2 separate regions of the Mus musculus genome follow, and region 1 is linked to region 2. Evidence: chromatin loops called from intact Hi-C (ENCODE). Cell type or tissue: left cerebral cortex. All regions are shown on one strand. Links, peaks and the distances in the headings refer to the core of each region. The heading gives the core; the rest is flanking DNA. Region 1 has its middle 43 kb from the start of Arhgap40. Region 2 holds the start of Actr5 (ARP5 actin-related protein 5).

The links. Peaks named below come from ENCODE experiments on the same cell type or tissue, not always from the same donor. Only the 100,000 strongest peaks of a DNase experiment are listed, where the experiment ranks them.
Region 1: a loop joins it to region 2, with 2.8 times the contacts of the local background. A loop is called at or near these places in 31 of 42 quality-filtered maps.

What each region holds. Positions count from the first base shown.
Region 1 is chr2:158,551,623-158,559,954 of GRCm38, forward strand. No RefSeq gene overlaps it. Among named protein-coding and RNA genes, the nearest start is that of Arhgap40, 43 kb to the left of the region's middle. In left cerebral cortex, for the core only: a CTCF peak has its summit at 4,830; DNase peaks (open chromatin) are centred at 4,831 and 5,288; H3K4me3 peaks cover 259 bases.
Region 2 is chr2:158,621,475-158,629,742 of GRCm38, forward strand. Actr5 (ARP5 actin-related protein 5) reads left to right here and starts at 3,439. Exons shown (of 9, transcript NM_175419.4): 1 at 3,439-4,042; 2 at 4,853-5,082; 3 at 6,583-6,752. The coding sequence starts at 3,668. In left cerebral cortex, for the core only: CTCF peaks have their summits at 3,434, 7,598 (motif pointing left) and 8,131 (motif pointing left); DNase peaks (open chromatin) are centred at 3,443, 4,028, 7,585 and 8,145; H3K4me3 peaks cover 2,220 bases; H3K27ac peaks cover 1,051 bases.

The sequences.
Region 1 (8,332 bases), core at 187-8,186, 70 kb before region 2:
AGCTTACTTCTGCTGAGGGACCCTGAGAAACAATGTAGACACTGTCCATTTGAGTCACCCCATCCCAGGGGTAAAGGACAAGGGTGGCAGGCACATGGGAGGACAGAGGAAGGAGTCAAGTCCAGCCACTGAATACAGGCTGCTCCCGACTATGATGGGCATTGCCAGGCTGACTGAGGGCCTGGCCGAGTGGCTCTGACTGCCAGTGAGCTCTTGACTAGAGATAGAGGCGCAGTTCAAAATGGTTACTGTACACAGACGGACTCTGTGATCCTGGAGGGATGGATGTGGGTTTGCACTGGTAACATCTGCTTCATCCTATGGCACGCTGATGGTGGTAATGATGGTTGTGATAATGGTGATGATGAGGGTGATCCTGTGGTGATGCTGGTGGGGATGAGGGTGATCCTGTGGTTAGGAGCTCATGGAGTAAAGAGCTACAAATCATTGTAGAAAGACTTGCATGCAACCAACAGTACTTTTTCAGGCCTAAAGTCTGTAACAGTGGTGCTGGCGGTAATGGAGGTTGTGGTTGTCGTTGGTGATGATGATGGTGGTGGTGGTGATGATGATGATGATGATCTCAATCGTGGGAAAAGCCTTGCACTGAAAACCTAGAAGACTCTCAAGCATTTAAAGCAGTGATATGGTCTGTTCCTGGCCTCCAGGCTGCCTATGCCCCTGACCACCTCTCCACAGTCATCTGCCTTTGAACAACCAGACACATGCACCTCCTTGTAGGTCCCCAGAGAACCCAAGTCCATTTCTGCTTCAGAGCTCTTACCCTTCCACTTGTCTTCATATAGAATCCCTTCCCACGGCTCCTTCCATGTCAGGTCTCAGGTCAAATGTCCATTCATTCATTCATTCATTCTCTCTCTCTCTCTCTCTCTCTCTCTCTCTCTGTGTGTGTGTGTGTGTGTGTGTGTGTGTGTGTGTCATACATGACTCTTTCCATCATTAATTATTTTCTTAGCATTTTAACACTGCCTGCAATAGTCCTGTTGACTGAGTTTTTACTCCATCTCCCTGACTGGGGAGCAGCCCCTCGGGGGGGCAGACACCACTATAAATGCATAGTAAAAACTGCTCGCCTGGATGAACAAATGTGTTCACATTCTGTCCTCTGCACCTCAGCTGGTTTGCTGTCTCCATCTGACCTGCCTGTTTGGTAGACACAGATGAGAAAACTCATAGGGTGTGTGCCATACCGTTCTCCAAACCATCCCCTTATTCAGGAGAAGCAGGCAGCCTGCAGTGGTAACTGCTACTCTCCCCACATGGGTGGGTCTCAGCGCTTATGCTGGTCTTATTGCTTACCATGTTCACTTTCTCAACTAGCAGGAATGACCCCAAGTTCTGTAGTTAGAGAGTTGGTTGACCTTAGCAGGAGGTAGGCACGTGTGCTGGATGTTCTGTGGGAGCCCCAGGTTGGCTGTGTGCTACCACTGCAGGAGGGAAGCCCTGGCTGCGGGGGAGGAGCCCAATTCGATGGCATGTCCATTACTCCATTCATCTTCCGTGGTATCTGAGACCTCATCGCTTTCCAGCCAGTGCCATCTTCATGATTGATGATCTCACAGCAGCTCCTCTGCCGGCTTAGCACAACTCACAGTGGGGGCCCAGCCTCTGCAGGCTCTGCAGTCTGGGCTGGAGTCCGGAGCCTCTTAGGAACCAAATCACATTCTCCCCAAACCCATACTTAAAAGTCAGACCCCCAAGTGACTGTATTTGGAAAGGAAGCCTTTAAGGGGATTCATATCCAAATTAAAGTTAAAGTTCTAAGAGGCTATAGTGTAGGGTGTCCTGATGGGAAAAGGAGACATCATGGGAGTCCTCTCCCCACCCAAAGCACACAGGAAAGGCCAGGTGAGGACACAGAGAAGGGGCAGACAGTCGGAAGGCAGGAAGGCAGCCCTCACTGGGAAGCACATTGTGACAGGTCTAAAGTCTAGACATCCAAGAGTAAAGCCTTAGACATTGTGCTGTCTGCAAGGGACCAACATAAATCCGCTAAGGTTTCTATAGCAAGGCACCCCCACTCCCACATGTCTGAGAGGAAAAATGGGGTGGGAATTAGCCAGAAGTCCTCAGTGGGAAGAGCAAAGGGTAGTGGTGACGCCAGGCAGGAGATGAGAGAAGCCAAGGGCATACATCCCAGGGAGAGGCAGCATTTAGCAGGGCTACCCAGGGTCAGACATAGCCTTGGATCCCATTCCATGTGCACAGGCTGCGGGGAGTCTGCCCAGTACTCTGTGCTCAAGTTGCAGAGAGAACCGTGGGGATGGAGTCAGGGGTCTGCAGGCTTTCAGCAGCGGTGGTGAGTGTCTTATGAGTGGCCAGCTCGGAGCTGAGCTAAGTTCAGAGTATTGCAAAGGGCAGGAAAGAACCCAGCCTGCACAGAGCTCACAGATGGGCGAGACAGACATCAATTCTGAGATGAAAGGCATCACATGTTGAGAAAATCAAATGGATAGCGAGGAGAGAGGAGGCTAGGAACGTGTGGGGCTTAGAGTGCTCCAGATCTGGGCCCTCCAACGCAGGCCTGTGGGCAACTGGGGCTCAGAGCTACTGGGAGTTCTGTGCCTCAGTCGTGTGGGCCGTGGGCCGTACCCCTAGCGATAGAGTATATCCTGCATCCTGCGGATTCCCTTTCCTGGTTAAGAGCTGTTGGGGGCGGGGAGCAGGGATGATGGGGGACAGATTTTGCATGACAGATTTCTCCACAACCCCAGCGATGCCAGTGTACAGGCAGGCTAACCACTTCTGTGACAGGCAAGACCTTGGACAGAGTACCCCAATGACATGTACCGGTGTCATGGGTGCCCAGGTGGCGTGGCGGGTAGAATGAGCCTATGATGCATCCAACAAGGACGTGACACATGAACAGATTCCAAACTGTTGTAAACGAACCAGCCATAAGGATTGCTGGCCGCAAAGACCTGCAAATAGAAGGAGCTGGCAAAATTCTAGCCGGTCGCCTTGAAATTCACCCAGGGTGTATGAATCAGAGAGGCCTTTCGGGCAGCTAGGGCAGAGGGACAGCTCAGTCCACCTGTAGTGGCTATTCCTGGTTGTCAACTTGACAATATTTGGAATGAACTACAATCCGGAATTGGAAGGCTCACCAGTGACCCTTATCTGGAGGCTTGGAGATCCTTATCTGGATCTTGGTTTGAAGATCTTGAGCCATAGTGGCTATGGATTCCAGAAGATTGAATCTCCGAGTTAAGGAACACACCTTTAATCTGGGCTATGCCTTTCATCTGGGATTAAAGGTGTGGTGGAACACACCTTTAATCTGGGCTACACCTTTTGCTGGAGACAATATAAGGACATTGGAAGAAGGGAGTCTAGCTCTTGCTCTTGCTCCTTTGCCTGCTTGCTGCGTGAGACTGAGTAACTGCTAGATCCTTGGACTTCCATTCACAGCTGCGACTGAACCATTGTTGGGAATTGGGCTGCCGACTGTAAGTCATCAATAAATTCCTTTACTATTTAGAAATTATCCATAAGTTCTGTGACTCTAGAGAACCCTGACTAATACACCACCCTACAGCTCTTTCATCCTGTTCTTTTTCCCCACCCCCAACCTTCCCCACCCCCAACCTTCCCCACCCCCAACCTTCCCCACCCCCAACCTTCCCCACCCCCAACCTTCCCCACCCCCAACCTTCCCCACCCCCAACCTTCCCCACCCCCAACCTTCCCCACCCCCAACCTTCCCCACCCCCAACCTTCAGGGATTTGCTATTCAGCACAGGAGGTGGGGCTTATGGGGGTGCGGGCGTCCTATCCCGGAAGTCTGGGCCCTACACTGTGGGAGAGAGTGAGACCCAGAAGTGCTGCCCAGCGGAGGATGAGGGCAGGGAGCCTGCGGGGCAAGCTGACTTATTCTGAAGCCACCAGCCCTCTTCCTTGGTGGTAAAGACCCGGATAACCTGTTTCTCATGGGTCAGTGATGTCCGTGAACTCCCAACACACAGTAACAGAATTCCCTCCCTCAGCTACAGGATTCCAAACAGAGGCCACATTTCCTCTTGAGTCTGCAGTCTGGTGGAAGAAACGAGAAACGTTAACATAGGGCACCTCACAAATTGCTGTGTGGTTACAATGGGCAACCGAGGAGAACAGGATGGGGGTGGTGGGAGGGAGCAGGGTCCCTCAGTGTGTGGAGTGGGGAACTGGAACAGTGCTAGAGTTTCCCCGCAGCGTATGGAGAGAGAGAGGGGTGCTTCCAGAGATGTGGTGCTTAAGCACAGTGGAGTTTAAGGGGAGGCTCGCGGGTAAGCAAGCGGCAGGTGGAAGGACCACCCCCCTCCCCAAGCAGCGAGGAACAGTGCGCTGGAGCTAAAGTGTAAGGAAGTTGTTTCCTGACATAGACGCTGCAGGCTGGGATATCCCTAGTGGTGACAGAAACAGTGAGCTGCCTGGTGATGAGATGCATTCCAGGAGGGTTTGGAAGAAGGAAACCACCAACTTGGAATTCTGAGGCTACCCAAGGCTGCCTCAGCTCCCCCTAAACACAGCTCTTAATGTCTCTGCAAGACCCTGTCCTGCTGGTGGGCTTCAAGTACCTGCATGAGCTCTCGCTGTCAGGCACGCCAGCGTGTGTGTGTGTGTGTGTGTGTGTGTGTGCGCGCGCGCGCGCGCGCACGCGTGTGGGTGGTGGTGGTAGTAGTGGTGGTGATGGTGTCACACATTTTGGGTGGCCTTGGTTGAATACCTCTGCTCTCTGAGACTCCCTTCTATACTGAAATTCTATACTGACAGATCGAGCATTCAGCGATCTTCTCTGCCATCTGGGGCCTTGGATTAGGATGCAGTTCCACAAGATGCCGCTGGGGGCAGAGCAGCGCGGGTTCTGGTTCCTCCGAGCCTGGCAGGTGCTTCCAGGTTTGGGGCAAATGACACTCAAAGACCAAGACCACCTTTCTTTCTTGTCCCTTATCCTTAGAAATTACAAGGATAGGTGCAAGGAAGGACGCCTTTTAGGCGTCCTTCAGGGACGTTATCCCCGCACCGGGGACAGTGGGGTTTATCTGCCTGGGTTTTCAGGCCTGAAAAGGAAAAGGAAAAGTGTGTGTGTGTGTGTGTGTGTGTGTGTGTGTGTGTGTGTGTGTGTGTTTGGTTGACAAATCCCTAGAACCAAGGCTGGGTGGTGGAGAGGAAAATGACACTGCTGTCCCAACCCCCACCGTGGGCTGCCAAAGGGACAGTCTATGCATTACCCCCACCCCTACCCAGCCACTTTGTATTCTGGGGGAGGGGAATGGGAGCCACTTGTCATTGTCCCTGAATGCTGGCAGGCGGCCCAGGGAGGGGCTCCCCAATAGGGAATCCGCAGCTGTCTGTCTTTAAGGTAAAATTACCGTAATTACCCCAATTACCAAATCCATCAAGAGCTTTGGACTGAGGAGAGCAGAGAACAATGGGCCCTGATGGATCTGAGGGGAGGGTGGGAGTGCGTCACAGAGAGGGGTGGGTGGGAGCAAGCCTAACAGGGCTGCAAGGGATGGGGAAATGCAGGAAACCCCACTTTTCCCTCTCGTTAAGATTCTTCTTCTTCTTTATGAAAAATATACGACTACACACACACACACACACACACACACACACACACACACACACCCTGGTTCTTTACCTTTCATGGAACCCCATGCCTTACGGCCACCTGACTTGGACCTTGTTTGTACCCTCAGAGAGCTCAAAGTAAGAAGTGGAGAAAAGGCAAATGGCTGTGCCAGGCCCTGAGCAAACCCCTTGGCAAGCCATGTCCTCTGGCCCAGCAGCAGCCTTGAGCTCCCCTCCCATGAGGGTGGCTCCCATTCCCTCTTGCTCTGCATGCTCCAGACTCCAGGCTCCATGCTGTTTTCCTTGGGGTACTCTAACCCTGCCCCACTTGGATCCATCCCCAAGAGATGTTAGGGTCTGCTCAGGCCAGGTCTAGCTGAGCAGACATTTTGAGAATAACAAGTCTCAGGGAGAGCCTTTGGCTTTTCCACTGGTAATTCCTTCAGTTCGTGGCCAGATTTTTAAAATTTATTTTTAAAATTTAATTTACTTAACTTTTATTAAAGTTCAATTTTAAAGAAATTCTGTGGTATCATACTTACTGAACCACATGTGTGGTATGAGTCACACATACCCTTTGAAACCCGTCAGGGCCAGCAAGGTGTCCCAGTGGTTCAGGTTCTAGGCCAAGACTGATGGCTGAGTTCTATCCCTGGGACCCACATGGTAGAAGGAGAGAACGGACTCTGGAAACTTGTGTTTTGACCTCCATGTGTCATGTGTATTATGGGATGTGTGTGCGTACACATGCATATGCATATACATGCATGCACACCCATGCACGTTTTTAAAAGTTCCAAAAGAGCCGGGCAGTGGTGGCACACGCCTTTAATCCCAGCACTTGGGAGGCAGAGGCAGGCAGATTTCTGAGTTCAAGGCCAGCCTGGTCTAGAGAGTGAGTTCCAGGACAGCCAGGGCTATACAGAGAAACCCTGTCTCAAAAAACAAAACAAACAAACAAAAAACTCTGAAAGAAAGCAATGTCCAAAAGTCTCCTTAATATCTGGCAGTCGGTAGTAGCTCTTTTAAATTAGTAACATTGAGTTCGTTTGTAAGGTACAAAAATTCTAATACTTAACATCAATACTATATTTGATATTCTGTGAGGCACCCGCTTCTCATTTCTATTTTTCCCACACACCCTCCACACTGAAATATGTATACACTATGTGACAGTTTCTAAAAATTATCTATTTAAGCCCGGTGTGGTGGTGCACACCTTCAAAGACAGAGGCAGGTGGATCTCTGTGAGTCTGAGGTCAGCCTGGTCCACAGAGTGAGTTCCAGGATAGCCAGGGCTACATAGTAAGATCCTATTAAATATTTATTTATTTTTGTGTGTATGGGTGCTTTGACTGCACGTACATCTGTATATCATGTGTATGCCTGGTGTCCACAGAGGCCAGAAGAGGGCACTGGATCCCTCTGAAACTGGAGTTACAAGTTGTGAGCTGCCATGTGGGTGCTGGGAACTGAACCTGGGTCCCCCACAAGAGCAGCAAGTGCTCTAAACTGCTGAGCCAACAACTCTCTAGCTCCTCACATCCAGCTTTGAAAGACTGGCTGTGGACAGAAGCCAGGTGGGTGATGTCACAAGCTCCAAGTCCCTCAGCAAAGAAGTTCCCCTAGAATAGCCATGTGCCCTGTGAAGAGGCAGGCAGGACAGTCTGCTCGTTAGCAACCCCTCTCCTAAAACTTCCCCGTAAGCAGCCGGCTCAGGGGGCCGATCAATCACGGGTGCTTATAGTTCCTGGCCACCTTCTTATGGGTCAGGCATACAGGGAGCCTTTCATCTTTACAAAAACGTAGCAAGTCCATGTTTCCCACATTGTCAGTGCTTAGGTAATGGAGCCCAGCTAACAGACTGGGGCCACTGGGAAAATCGGCTGTGACCCCTTCAGTGCCTCCCACTGCCCCCTTCCAAGCTCATCTCTCATCAGACACTGGTTCCCAGAACTCCTAGAGGGGCCCAGGCAGTGTGGAAGGCCCCACTGTGGCCAGGGATCACCTTGCTGAGAAAGCAGAGCCTTGCCCAGCCTCAGGAAGGATTTTGAACATCCAGGGTTGGGGGTTTCATTGCTCACCCAGGCCCGCTGTGGGTGACCCCTCAAAAATCTAGTCAAGTGACTGGTTTTACTGCCTTACCAAGCATAGGTCACTCACTATTTGTCACTGTTTGCTTTTGTTAGACCCTAACCACAACTCAAAAAAGACAGACCGGAAGGCTAGTGCTTACATCCTTATGAGGTCAGCTGACATCAGACCTTAACTTTAAGAAGCAGACCAGGCATCCAGGCCCTCTGTGCCACACCCCCTTGATGATTGGATGTCAACAGGATTGGGGAACACCCCTTGGCTGACTGAGACTGAGACCAGAGTGTAGGCAAGCCTGGGTCACCACTGATGGCACGGACCCAAAGCCCCAATTATAAAACTTGGCCTTGTCTACAACTCCAAGGTAACTGTGGTGGTTTGAATATGCTTGGCCCAGGGAGTGGCACTATTAGGAGGTGTGGCCTTGTTGGAGTTGGTGTGTCACTGTGGGAGTGGGCTTTAAGACAGAGACAGACGGACAGCCTGTGGGAGGAAAGGATCTGTGGGGTGATCTGCAAGACTGACAGCTGAGTACCAGGGAACTCTCTGTGGGTAAGGAAAGTGTCTTAGCTAGACCAGAGAGGGTGGCATGGATTATCGAGTAACATTTGTCCAAATTCTTTGGAACTGTGCCGCTAAAATAAGAGCGTTTACTGTTTAGGAA
Region 2 (8,268 bases), core at 269-8,268:
GGGTTTAAGAGAACCCCCAGCATTAAGTAGCTTCTATCAGAAGTAGCTGCTCACCATGGGAGAAGCTGGGTTAGGAGATCTAACAGCGGCCCACAGAGCAAAGGAAATCCCCCACTCTGGAGACTTTAGATGAGGGGCTCTCTGACTGTAGGTTCTAGAAGTTTAGAAGCTTTAGGGGAGGTTTTAGAATGATAGGTTATAAGGTGTGGCACCCACCTTCTAATGTCACACTGTGTCTGTCACCTTTGAGTGTACTGCTCATCTCTCAACCCAGATGGCTGACTGCATCTCCCACAGTTGGAGTGCATACCCTGTACCGGCTTCTGACTAGGAATTCTGCCAGTGTGACCATGTAGTCGATGTGTGTGAGGTAGCGGGGAGCCTCCTGGCAGAGAAACCGTTCTCAGAGAAGAACCAGGAAAGGAAGGTGTGGAGTGGGGACATTCGAAAGCCAGCACGGCACCTGATGGCATATGTGCTCTAGAAAAGAGAGCTGTGGCTGGCCCTAGGAAGAAGGGCTATTTAGAAAAACACAAAAGCTGTTAAACTTAAGTCTCTGCCATACAATAAATACCAAATCATGTTGGCTTGTGGCTCCAAACAATGAATATAAATGAGGAAAACATCTGTCTGCCAGGACAGTGGTATCTTAGGGTTTTACTGCTGTCAACAGACACCATGATCAAGGCAACTCATATGGACAACATTTAATTGGGGCTGGCTTACAGGTTCAGAGATTCACTCCATTATCATCAAGGTAGGAACATGGCAGCATCCAAGCAGGCATGGTGCAGGAGGAGCTGCATCTGAAGGCTTCTAGCAGAATACTGACTTCCAGGCAGCTAGAATGAGTCTTATAACCCACACGACAGTGATACACCTACTCCAACAGAGCCACATACTCTAATCCTGCCACTCCCTATACAAACCATCACAAACAGTGTTGGCACAGAATCTCGAAGTTCTGCCTTTGTGGAAGAACTCAGTAAGGCAGTGGTTCTCAGCCTGTGGGTCATGACCCCATAGGGGGAGTTGAACGTCCCTTTCACAGGGTTTGAATATCAGCTATTTATATTTCAAGTCATAGCACTAGCAAAATTGCAAAGCAACAGTAATAATTTTATGATTGGGGGTCACTACAATGTAAGGATTTGTATTAAAGGGTTGCAGCATTAGGAAAGTTAAGATCCACTGATGGCAAAAAGGGCCTGAAGGATTCTGGGAGAAGAGATGTAGTAGTAGGCACATCTGGACTGTTACCTGGGCAGTTTCAGGACAACTGGGAGACTTTGGGCAGGAATGAGAATGACCATGGGAGGTTCCCAGGAAGGAAGCAGAAGTAGGTAAGGCCCAGGGGAATTTGAACTGATAACAGTACAACCTGCAGGCACCTCTTGGTGTAAAAGCAATGGGTGCTCTTCCTGGAAAGTGGGGAGCATGAACTATGGCCCGAGGATGGAGCAAACTAAAACCTGGGTTTCAGCAGGGTAATGTGACTTCAAATTTCTTTCGTGTGTGTGTGTGTGTGTGTGTGTGTGTGTGTGTGTGTACATATACCATGCATGCATGTGGAGGTCAGATGACAACTTGCAGGAGTCAGTTCCTTTCCTCCACCCTGTGGGACCTGTGATCAAATTTGGGTTGTGAGGGCATCAGTGTCTTTAACTGCTCACCATCTTGATGGTCCTCTGTTTATTTACGTTTTTTCTTTTTAAAAAATGCAAAAAAATAAAATGGCAAGGACAGGATCTCAGATCCCCTGGCTGGCCTCCATCTCACTGTGTAGCCCAGGCTGGCCATGAACTGTAAGATCTAGAGTCTAGATCTTTTTGTTCCCGCATTCCAGGTGCTGGGATGGCAGGCCCGTGCCACCGTAGTGGGCTGCCACTTTTTTTTCTTCCTTCCTTCCTTTCTTTCTTCCTTTCTTCCTTTCTTTCCTTCCTTCCTTCCTTCCTTCCTTCCTTCCTTCCTTCCTTCCTTCCTTCCTTCCTTCCTTCCTTCTTTCTTTCTTTCTTTGTTTTTTTGTTTTTCGAGACAGGGTTTCTCTGTATAACCCTGGCTGTCCTGAACTCACTTTGTAGACCAGGCTGGCCTCGAACTCAGAAATCTGCCTGCCTCTGCCTCCTGAGGGCTGGGATTAAAGGCGTGCGCCACCAAGGCCGGCTTTTTTTTTTTTTTTTTTGCCACTTTTCTTAAAACGTCATGTAAATAAACCAGCCTTCAAAGTGCAGGGCTAAAGCTTAAAAGAAGAAAGAAAATACAGCAATCAAGAAAACAGAAAACTTGAGTTGTCGTGGCGTGCTTGGGGAAAGAGGAAAGAGAAAAAAAAAACAATGCTGGAGTGGTGATCAGGGTGTCTAAGCCCCAAACAACAGCTGCAAGCTGGGTGGTGGGTGGGAGAGGGGAGGATGGTCAGCAGGCTTTCAGGGCAATCTTATCGGGTGGAGCCGTCCTGGTAGGAATTCAGTCAAATGTTCAATCAGGCAATGGATAAAATGAAGACACTTAATCCAGTCTCAAAAAAATTATCTCCCACTTGATCCAGTCTCAAAAAAATTATCTCCCATATCCTCTTCTGTATTCCAGAAGCTTTTATAGAATGCACTCCAAAACAAGGGGTAAACTGGTGTGTCTGTGTGTGTATCTGTGTGTGTGTGTGTGTGTGTGTGTGTGTGTGTGTGTGTGAGATGTCAATAACCCTAATACATAAAAGGCTGGAACAGGAGGATGGCTGAGAGTTGAAGGCCAGCATGAGATACAACGACATGATTAAAAACAAAAACAAAGACAAAACCAAAAACAAAGCAGGGCAGTGGTGGCACACGCCTTTAATCCCAGCACTTGGGAGGCAGAGGCAGGCGGATTTCTGAGTTCGAGGCCAGCCTGGTCTACAGAGTAAGTTCAAGATAACCAGAACTACACAGAGAAACCCTGTCTCAAAAAAGCAAACCAAACAAAACAAAACAAAAAGTGAAATATTCAATCTTAAGTAGACAGCTTGATGAATTTTTACAAACTCACTAAATATTCATTTTAGCTGCCACTCCCAGAAACTGAAGTTAGTAGTACCTCAGAGTTTGGAGTTTGACTGGGCCCTTGAGGGCCCTGAGTTCCATCCCTGGAACCTATTGGGTGAAGAGAACAGGCATCTTGGCACGCTCCCACACCCATCACGCAATAAATAAACAAATGAACAGAAAAAGAAGTCAAAGGGGAAGGAGATTAGCTTAACACGGTCACAAAACTAAGGGCTAGATCTGCAAGGCTATGCAGACAGAGACCAAGGGAGAGTAAGGGGACAGGGAGGGGCGGAGTCCAGCCCAGTGTGGGTGGAGCCTTTGGTCCCTTAGTTAGAGCAAGGGGCGTGGCTACGCCTCCATGTTCGGAGCTGGGGGCGGGGCTCGTGGACAGCCAGTTAGCGCGAAGAGGCGTGGCCACAAGGAGGCTGTTGCGGACAAGCTGGAGCTACGGTTGGACTTGAGGCCTGGATCAGCGGGGAATAGAAACCCACAGAAAGTTCTGGAGCGCCAGGCGGGAATCAGGTGCTGAAACCAGCGAGTCCTCCCGTAAGGAGGAGGCTTCCGGACGCTTCGGGGCCCAGAGACTCAGACGCGGCCCGGGGTTTCGTGACGCACTCGGCTTCGGGGCGGGACCGGCGCTGGCCAAGATGGAGGCCAACGTGTTCCGCTTCCGAGATGCCCGCTCTGCTCCGGATCCCGTGCTCGAAGCCGGGCCGGTGGCCTTCGGGTCGCAGCCGGTGCCTCTGGTGCTGGACAACGGGTCGTTCCAGGCTCGGGCCGGGTGGGCGTGCCCCGGGCCGGACCCCGGTCCCGAGCCTCGCCTGCAGTTCCGCGCCGTGTGTGCGCGCGGCCGCGGCGGGGCGCGCGGCGGGCCGGGGCCGCAGGTGGGCAACGCGCTGGGAAGCCTGGAGCCTCTGCGCTGGATGCTGCGCTCGCCCTTCGATCGCAACGTCCCGGTCAACCTGGAACTGCAGGAACTGCTGCTGGACTACAGCTTCCAGCACCTCGGCGTCTCCTCGCAGGTGAGGGCCTGCCGGGCAGGGCGCGCTCGGCTTCAGCCGTCATGCCAGGCAGTAGGGTATTGAACACAAGTTCGTCAGCCTTGTGCTAGGAGCTAAGGGTACACCACGAAGTCTTTATCTTCCAGAGGATGGGCTGTCTCAGGCACAAGGGTCCAGTTTGCAATAGTCCAAGTGAGATGAGTTTTACCAGCACCAGTCCGATCCTGGAAGTATTTTGAAGATAAAACCAACGGGGTTTATCAGTTAACAGTTTAGCCAAAGCTTGACTTAATAAACTTAAAATGAACCGGGCATGGGTTCACGGCCCTTTAATCCGGGCACTCGGTAGGCAGAAGCAGGCAGATGTTTGTGAGTTCAAGGCCAGCCAGGGCTACACAGAGAAACCTTATCTTAAAAAAACAAAAAACCAACAGACAGACAGACCTACGAAAAGCTTAAATTGATCATGTTATTTTGGCTTCCCAAAATAATCTCCAATAGAGATGAAATGTATTCTTTAAAATGGCCCGTGAGCACCTTTTAAAAGATGTATTATTTCAAAGTTATATGTGTGAGAATGTGTACAAGAGTGTAGGTGCCTTAGGCAGGTGATCTTCTGTGACTGGAGTCAGAGATTAGGTGCTGGGAAACAGAGTTGGGTTCTAATGTGTTCTCTCTAGTCCTCGTGTCTGGCCTTGAGTGTCTCCCTCCACGACCTCGTGTTTTAAATTAGAGTTCAAAAGTAAATTCTGTCCTGCGTAAGGATTTGGGGTTATTTTTGCATTTCATGCATGCTTCCGTTTGTCTCTTTGTGCTTGTCTTTCAAAGTAGGGCTGCGTTGATCATCCCATAGTTCTGACAGAGGCTGTGTGTAACCCCCTCTACTCCCGTCAAATGATGTCGGAGCTCCTTTTCGAATGCTACAGGATCCCGAAGGTTGCCTATGGGATAGACAGCCTCTTCAGCTTCTACCACAACGTGCCCAAGAATGCCCTTTCCAGCGGCCTCATCATTTCATCCGGCTACCAGTGCACACACATCTTACCGGTCTTGGAAGGGAGGTGAGCTGTGCCGTGGCATTGTGTGGGAGAAGCATCGTTTTAGGGCTGCCTGGAATCATGGGACGTAAAAGGTGCCTGTTGGAAAGTCTGGGAAGTGCTAGGTGGTTTAACTGAGCTGGGCTCAGACCTACATCAGTGAGTGCCTTCAGAAGTTACTCTACCTGCCCTTTGGGACCTCCTGGAGGGACTTCAAGTTGGTCTTATGTCTGATTGACAGTTATACAGTGTTACAATTCTGATTTATGGGGGAACAGTTAACATGATACCTGCCCATAGGAGGCATTCAGTAAGCATGGTTTGAGTAAGTTATTCCATTATATTTCTTTCTTTCTTCTTAAAATTTGTGTGTGTGCTTATGCATGCAGGAGCACACCTGTGTCTGTCTGTCTGGATTTGACAGTGCTTGACAGGAAGCTGGAAGCAGAGAACTGTATAAGGGCATTGGTTCTCTGTTTCCACCATGTGGGTCTTAGGAATTGAACTCAGAGGTCCTCAGCCTTGACAGCAAGTGCCTTTACTGCTGGGCCATCTCCCTTTCTCTTAGTTGAATCATTTAATTTAGACCATCTTGGTATTCTGGAGTTAATTTTTAATTAAGATTTTTTTGCCCCCCCCAAAAAAAAAACTTGCACTGCCAACTCTTTAATTCATATTGTCCATACCTTTTATTTTTGGTTACATTGCCTAATACATACTAGGCAATTCTAGAACTGTTTAGTAGAATAAAAGACAGAGATGGTTTTAGTCTGTTCATGTCTGAGTTTAGTTTTGTTTTATTTTCTTGTGTGATGAAGCTAGCATTGTGCCCTTAAAAGTTCCCACATTGCCAGAAGGGCTGTGTGCCGCAGGCAGCGAGCCCTGGCTCTAGCGTGGACGCTTAGCTTTGCAGCCCTGCTAAGATGAGGCTCTGGTCCCTTTACCAGCCAGCATGTATGTGCTTGTTCGTCTGATTGTGGAGAGAAGCAGTTCCCAGGAAGCTTGTGAAATCAGACTCTTAAGGCCCAGAGCAAGTAGCCCTTGGGATTGGCCTGCTTGACCATTTTATTATTATTATTTCTAGGCTACGTGTTCCCAGGAGCCCCCAGAAGAACACACTTGTCACATGTCACTTAGACATCCTACTGAACTGTTTTTTGTTTTGTTTTTTAAATTGAGACAGGGTCTTTACATAGCCCTGGAACTCACTCTATAGACCAGGCTGGCCTCTGCCTGTGTCTGCCTCCCAAGTGGTGGGATTAAAGGCATGTGCCACTACTGGCCTAAACCGCTTTTCTGCGGTAGAAGCTAAAGGGCCACATGCCGGGGTCTGCAGTAGGAGTTCTGGCGTTGGGTAAGAGGCTGAACCAAGGGAATCTTCCTGATATGGTTTTAGGTGTCCTCACCCTCCACTAGTCTAGTCTGCCCCTTTGTCTGAATTCAGTTCTGCTTTCCAAGATGGTCTACATTTTGTCTTTTCTGCTGCATTGACTCTCAGTGTTGTTCTTTATTACTTCGGTATAGGCTCGATGCCAAAAACTGCAAGCGCATCAATCTTGGAGGAAGTCAGGCAGCTGGCTACCTGCAGCGGCTTCTCCAGCTGAAGTATCCAGGCCACCTGGCAGCCATCACACTCAGCCGCATGGAGGAGATCCTGCAGGAGCATAGCTACATTGCCGAGGACTACGGGGCAGGTGACACAGGGGGCCATGGCGGGTGATACAGAGGAACTTGCTCCAGGTTTCCAACTCTGTTGACCGTGAAGGGTCCTTGACTCTTGCTCGCTCAGATCCACCTCTGCTTTCGGTGCTCACATGGTGAGAGTATTAAGTAAACTAATTGTCATAAACATAAACTATGTTGTCCCGTCACACAACATAGCTTTTGCAGTTTGCCTCTGTGGAGTCCAGTGTTCGAAGACAGCCAGGGCTACACAAAGAAACCCTGTCTTAAAAAGCCAAAAAAAAGTTTGACACCAATTGAAAATGCTTTATCTCACATCCTTAGAGTGATGTCAGAGCACCTCTCAGTCTCCCACATATCCTGAACTTTTCTTTTTGAGTCAGAGTCTCCTTATATAGCTCAGGCTGGCCACTGTCCCTCAGTGTGGTCTCAGATCCTCCATCTTCCTGCCTTAGCCTCTAAGTATCTCAATCTTTTGGTTTGTTTGTTGGTTTGGTTTGCTTTTTTCTGAGACAGGTTTCTTTGTATATTCCTGGCTGTCCTGGAACTCAACTCTTAGACCAGGCTGGCCAAAGACTCATAAAGATTCGCCCGCCTCTGCCTCCCAAGTGCTGGGATTAAAGGCGTCACTGCCACCGCTCAGGGTGGAGGTAGGAGGATCAGATATGCAGGGTTATCTTTGTGTCACAGTGAGCTCAAAGCCTGCAAAGACTGTGTGAGATGCTGCTTCAAAGAAACCAACCTGCAGGCGGAAGGATGAATGGCTCAGAGCACTTGCTGCTTTTGCAGAGGTCCTGGGTTTCCTTAGGAGTGGCTCACTATCATCCCTGATTCCAGTTTCAGGGGATCTGCTGCTCTCTACTGGTTTCAGTGGGCATGTACATAGTGCCCTTAAACACGCGCATACACAGAAAATATAAAGAAGTGGTGTTTAAAGAGACCAAAAAAAAAAAAAAAATTACACAGAGGCATACAAAAAGTAATCCTAATTGTGTTTAAAAACAAACAAACAAACCATAAGACATAAAATTTACCATCAGCCTTTCCTCCCTGCACCCCTCGCCCTCTCTCCTTTCAGACAGTCTCCTGTGTAGGCTCAGCCTAACGTCACATGTCTGGCTCTTCTGTCTCAGCTTCCCAATTGAAGGGTTCATCTTAACCATATTCGGAGAATTAAGTGGTGTTTACAAGCTGTGTGTTCAGAGCACTTTTGTTAAGCACCTGTGGTTTATGAGGTACAAAGAAACTGGGGAGATAGACATGGAAAGAGAATTTGTGAGTGTGGGCTCCCTTTTCTTGATATACTTTGATACTAGCTTATTTTTGCTTTTGTTTATGTAGTCCTAGCTCACAAACATATGTAATCCCAGATCCAGGGGGGCTGATGCCCTCTTGTGGCTTCCATGAGCCATGCAGGTAGTTCCTGTTCAAATGCAGGCAAAACACTCCTGCACAGAATAAGTAAACAAACCAACCAGCATTTGATTCTGTGTGTTTCCCTTTTCAGTGCTGCTGCTGTGTCCGCAT